2 separate regions of the Homo sapiens genome follow, and region 2 is linked to region 1. The links are chromatin contacts, found by Hi-C or POLR2A ChIA-PET in ENCODE. All regions are on one chromosome and are shown on one strand. Each heading gives the region's core, a stretch centred on a gene start or an enhancer-like site at or near the end of the contact. The rest is flanking DNA. Distances are from core to core; before and after follow the strand shown.

Region 1 (2,744 bases), core at 100-2,599:
AAGACGACCAGACGTCCACCGAGCTTCCACAGGCCAGGCCTCGCCCCTCCTCCTGCGGGGCCACAACGCGGGCTCCCCGGCCCGGGACAGCACAGCCAGGGCGTCCGGGCGGGAGGCAGGGCCCGGCGCGGAGGAAGGAGCCCGGGGCCGCCGCCGCCCCGCCCACCCCAGCGAGGCGGAGCCGGCGCCCGGAGGAGCAAGAGGAGGAGGAGGAGGAGAGGTCGGAGCCGTCTCCAGGAGCCCTTAGAGACCGAGTCCCGGCGGCGACGGCGGGGCAGCGCACCGGCAGGCGGGTGAGTACCAAGCGGCGGGCGCGGGTGGTGAGTCGGGTCCCCGCGGGGTCGGGGCGCGGCGCGGGGCGTCGGCCAGCGAGTTCGGGGGCCGCCTCCGAGTCCCGGGTGCTGGGAAGCGAGATGGAGGGAGGGAGCGGAGGAAGGAAGGAAGGAGGGAAGAGTGTCCTGCTGGAGGGCGGGGACTGGTCTGGGCGCTGGGCGCCGGAGACCGGGGGGAGGGGGAGGAAGGGGCCAAGGGACACCGAGACCCAGAGGCAGAAACGGCGCGCGCGCCCTCGACGGGCGGCCGCCCGAGGTTGCGGGAAGCCGCCCCCACGGCTGTGGCTGGGGCTAGGGCTGGGGGTGGAAGGAAAGGTCTCCCCTTGAGCTCGCTTGCCTCCTCGCCAGCCTGCGGCCGTGCGCCCCGCGCCGGGTTGGGAGGCCCCCAGTGTTCCCAGCCGTGGCTTGTGGTGGTGTCAGGCGTTGGAGGAGGGCTGGCATGTGGGGGCGACAGGGACGCCACGCCCCTCTGCCTACTTTCTACCTCCCGGGACCAGCCGGCGGGAGCGCAGCCTTGGAATCCGCTGGGCGCTGGGGGTCTAGCAGGGAAATAGCGGGTCGCAGAGGGGAGAGCCCATATGACGCACCCCGCGAGGGACCCCCGAGTGGGGACCCGAGGCTGCTTTTCTGCAGACTGTATTTGCAAGTGGTAAGGGGGAGGTTGAGGCTTAGTCTTGGGTGATTTTTTTTTTTTTAATTATTGCCCCGACAGTTATCCCGTGGGGCAGGGTGAATTCTGTTTTTCATTTTAATTAGGGCATATCAATTAAAGCTAACTTTAAAACGCTGTCACTTAGCACCTCCCGTCACTCACTCGTCCCTCGCTTTGTGTGTCCTGTAAACTTGGCTTAAATCATTCATAACTCACGATAAGGAAGCCGTGATTCTTGTTCACGTCGCCGCAGTGGAGTGAAACTTTGCCCAACTGGGACTGAGTGGAGGCATTGCTGCGGCCGGTCATCTGGTGGTCATCCTGCCGGGCGTGGTTGTATACAAACAAGTGGGTCGAGAAGGAAATCTCTGAACACCAGAGGTAGAAGGGAGGTTCCTGCGCCCACGTGTCAGGGCGCGTTTAATGGCTGCTCCCAGCGGAAACAAACGGGAATTTATTAGACCGTGTGGAGTTGGACAAACTTCACATGATTAGCTTCCTTCCCATCAGTTACTTCCTCTCCCCCCTGCTGTCTTTGCCGACACAGTTTATATTTCCTGGGGCGGTTGTAGCTTCGCCTGAATAGGCTGTGTATAATGAATCTTTTGGATGTCGTCAGAGGCAGGGTCTGCGTCTGTGCCTTCTCTATTTTAAAAGCGGAGTTTGGCTTTGTTTTTAAAAGTGCTAGTCACCAGACTGCACCCTTGCCAGCGCTTCGCAGCTCTCGAAGTAAATTATCGCAGGATGGCGGCCCTCACCTAGGAGAACCAGGAAGGCAGGCAGCGCTAGAACGACGGGATTGAATTTTACTATTGCCAAAACAATCACATTCAAGTAAGGAGCTGTTTTGTTTTGTTTTTGTTTTTTTAACCAAATTATATATACTAGCAAGCCCCTTTTCTAGTAAACTAACGTTATTCACACACACAATTTTTAAAGTAATCAAAAATTTTACAGAGTCTTAAGTGATAAAAGGACTTTCAGATAAAATGTTCAGTCCCTTTGCCTTCTCTAATAGTTAACCAGCGCCGTAAAGCCCTGGTTTAAGTCCAAAAAATGCTGAAAAGTCTACTGCGTCGTTAGACCTTATAAATAATGCAGTCCTATTTTTGCTGTATTTAACTCATGTAATTTACTAGATATCGAACCCCCAACAGGGCACACAGCACTTAGATTTGTGTAGAAATATATGAAAATGTGAATCTGTGTTTCACAAGAGCCTGAAAAAAATAGAATTATAAAAATTTCCTGTCCAGAAAGCTCCAGTCTTACTTGAAAGCTCTCTAACAATTAGATTTGTGGATTTGTGTTGTCACTTGTTAGAGAATATCGGTGGTTTATTAAAGTGTGAGAGCAAAGGGCTTCATGGTCAGAAAACTTGAGGAAGTGGTTAGCCAATATCAAATTAGTTTTTTTTAAAATTAGAATTATGTGATTTATTGTGTTTTGCTTTGTTTTGGAGTTTTATGTCAGCTTAAGCTTAACCTAGGAAGGCAAGTTGTGAAAGCAAGTAAATTTTTCTGAGCCCTAACTTGGAAGAGAAGCTTGTTTAACAGTGATTTGGGGTGTTGGCTTTGGAGTCAGACAGACTTAGATGAAAATATTAGCTATTTAACCTTTTTCAGTCTGATTTATAAGATGGGGATAATAATGGTCTCTATCTGTAGGGCTTTACAGAAAGTATATGAAAACTTTGTCTTTGGAAAACACTTAAACTGGACTTAACACGCAGTACATGGTCAAAATTATTAGATATTTAT
Region 2 (2,921 bases), core at 62-2,561, 120 kb after region 1:
CAACTCAGCAAACCAGAGGCTCCTTAACTTGAAACGGTCTAATTTTGATCTGCTTTCTCCATAGGAAGAATGTTATGATCAGAAATTATCTTCCTTTCCAGTGGCCCAGTGTACAGCTTTTTCTAAGAATGACCATGAAGGAGTTCAGGAAATGCCACCCAAAATATAACACTTTGGTGTGCTGATTACTTTGAACTGAGGACACTTGGGGAACAGCAGATGTAGGCAGAGGCATTCTCTGAGCTCCCCTTATCGGCCTAAAGACAGATCCTCCAAAAGGAACTTAGTTGTCACAAATATTCTCCCAGAAATCTTATCAACTGGGAAAGATTAACTCGGATCCCAAGAGGGGAGACTGGAGGTGATACCACACCCAGACAGACTGTCACCTCTTCTTCCGAGGGCTGCTGTGAAACAACTTGTATTAACTGAGAATTTCTGTGTGCATGAGAAAACCACCTTTATTCACCATTTATCTCTTCCCCTTACCTCCCATAACTCGTTGCCACCACCCCCCCGAGAAACCCTGAACTCCCATTCTTTTCTGTAGCTCAGGATCCTATGTGAGCTTTCATCATCTGACCACTTTGAGTCTCATATTTGTGGCACTCCCGTGTGTACATACATAATTAAATACAGTTTTCCTCCTGTCAACCTGTTTATATGTCAGGTTAATTTGTAGCCCAGCCATAGAACTGAGAAAGGTAGAGGGAAGTCATTTTTCATTCCCCTGCAATCACAGTTACCCCCATTTAATCGACTTCCCAAAGCAATTGCTATACAATATTCATAGAAAGTTGTTTGTGTTTAATAAATCTATGAAGGTGTAAAAATTACCTATCTCCTAAACTTTAATTTGTATTCTGGGTGAGGCTATCCATGTTTGTACCAGCAGATGAGAAGGGACTTTCAGAAGAGAAATTGAGTTAGGAGCCTGAGAGGGGTAGCAGAGCAGGAGAAGGGGCTAGGCTATGCCTGAAGCAGAAGGGGTTGTCTAATGGCTTGTTTAACGTTTTCTCTGTGAGGGCAGGAGCTGTGTGCCTGTCCTACCCATTTATTCTCAACATATTGTACTTAGTAGCAGTAGTACTCAATTAAAAATGTGTTGCATGGACTTTGTCGAGCCTGGGACCAGCAGGAATACCCCATTGGAAGGGAGCAGGGAGCCTCTGAGTAACGAGGTTGGAGAAAGCCCTCTGAAGAAGCAGGTCTGAACGCAGATATCAGAATGAGGGAAAGCTGCAAGAAGCCTGAGCTGGCAAGTGTGAATCATGAATTGCTGGCTGTTTTTAGTCTTGACTATAATATAGTCAGGAAGTAAGAAAGACCTTCATGTACTAAATGCTGAGTGTCTCGCCAACTTTAGAGGGACCTACCCGAGCATTTTATAAATATTAATAGAGTCTGACTGTAGACTGCTTGCCAATGGCCATGCCGGGTGGGAGCAATTACTGGTCCAGTCCTGATATGTGTGAACTGTTCTGCAGTTACTGGAAAACTTGCTCAGGCCTTGGAAACTTTATGCCCTGGAGATTGGGAAGAAGAGAATGCTTGACCTTATCCTCATGCAAAGGGAACATTTAGAAAGTCCTTAGGGTGCAACATAGAAACCACAGGTCACTGAGAAAGGGTGTCATGTTCGCATTCTGGGGGCCTCAGAACCAGCGCCAGTTGGAAGGGGAGCCCAGTTTTACTTGCTGCAGGGAACTATATATATATATAACTATATATATAACTATATATATATAACTATATATATAACTATATATATATAACTATATATATAACTATATATATATAACTATATATATATAACTATATATATATAACTATATATATAACTATATATATAACTATATATATAACTATATATATAACTATATATATATAACTATATATATAACTATATATATATAACTATATATATAACTATATATATATAACTATATATATAACTATATATATAACTATATATATAACTATATATATATAACTATATATATAACTATATATATAACTATATATATATAACTATATATATAACTATATATATAACTATATAAAAATATATATATAACTATATATATAAATATATATATAACTATATATATATAAATATATATACAAATATATATATATTTATATATATATATATCTGCAACTTGCTGTGAGTCAGAGCACTGCACACTGTTCAGGGTGAGGTTGCCTACTTCCTCAGTTGCATTTCAGAGGCTCTGTTAGTAAGTGCTGGTCTGGGAGCACAGAAAGGGATTGGGCCAGGCCACTCGGTGTGAGCAGAATCAGAGAGACCCTAGGCCTCTCTTTTGGGTGGGGCAGGGATGACTGAGGAATCCGAGGAAGAGGTAGCTACTCTGGGAATGTGTTGAAATGAGCTTGTCCAAGGCTTAGCACAAGGCAAGCCCACCCTGCCCTGCCACATGCTTCATCCTCCTAGTTTTCTGTACTGCTAGAGCTTCCTTATTCCTAGGGAAATCCTCTGATGGCTGTCACTAGTCTTTGCATTGGGCTCTGACACTAGTGGCACAAATTGCCCAGGGACTCTAAAAAGGGCTGGTGCCGATAGCCCCACCCATACCCGCTCAATCAAAACCCTTGAGGCTCATTGACCACTTGTTGGGGAGGTGCAGAACAAACAGGTAAACAGGGAACTGCAATTCACTGTGCAGTATGTGACCCCCAAGGATAAAAATACTAGCAGCTGCAGTTCATGGAATGCCTTGGTCCTATGCAAAACACTTGATGTGCAACGGTAAATTGAATCCCCCCAAAAAATCCTTTGGAATGTGAAGGTTGCTTATTAGGCTGATTTCAAAATTTTGCACACAGTTAAAAGCACAATTTTATTTGTGCATTTGACCCAAAACTTCCTCTGACCACAGAGGCTACAAGCCCTACCCAAG

The links. Hi-C counts contacts between places; a loop is a spot of excess contacts on that map. ChIA-PET counts read pairs that join two places held with the same protein, here RNA polymerase II (POLR2A). Pooled maps may share reads with other maps.
Region 2: a loop to region 1 is called in a map of aorta, with 2.8 times the contacts of the local background. The contact joins the enhancer-like site here to the promoter of GNG12-AS1 in region 1. A Hi-C loop is called at or near these places in 2 of 168 maps with a recorded cell type or tissue (aorta and mammary epithelial cell) and 2 of 50 pooled maps. POLR2A ChIA-PET finds 5 or more read pairs at or near these places in 4 of 52 experiments (HEK293T, MCF 10A, PC-3 and 1 more).

Annotation. Positions count from the first base shown.
Region 1 is chr1:67,830,893-67,833,636 of GRCh38, reverse strand. GNG12-AS1 (GNG12, DIRAS3 and WLS antisense RNA 1) reads right to left here and starts at 1,349. Exons shown (of 10, transcript NR_040077.1): 1 at 1,201-1,349. GNG12 (G protein subunit gamma 12) reads left to right here and starts at 170. Exons shown (of 4, transcript NM_018841.6): 1 at 170-293.
Region 2 is chr1:67,709,046-67,711,966 of GRCh38, reverse strand. The region is part of intron 2 of GNG12 (G protein subunit gamma 12); the gene reads left to right. Among named protein-coding and RNA genes, the nearest start is that of GADD45A, 25 kb to the right of the region's middle. Within about 2 kb of position 1,311, at least 5 of the 41 ENCODE cell types and tissues checked have a DNase peak (open chromatin) inside an H3K27ac peak, as active enhancers do; they include PC-3, where a contact is called at or near this core.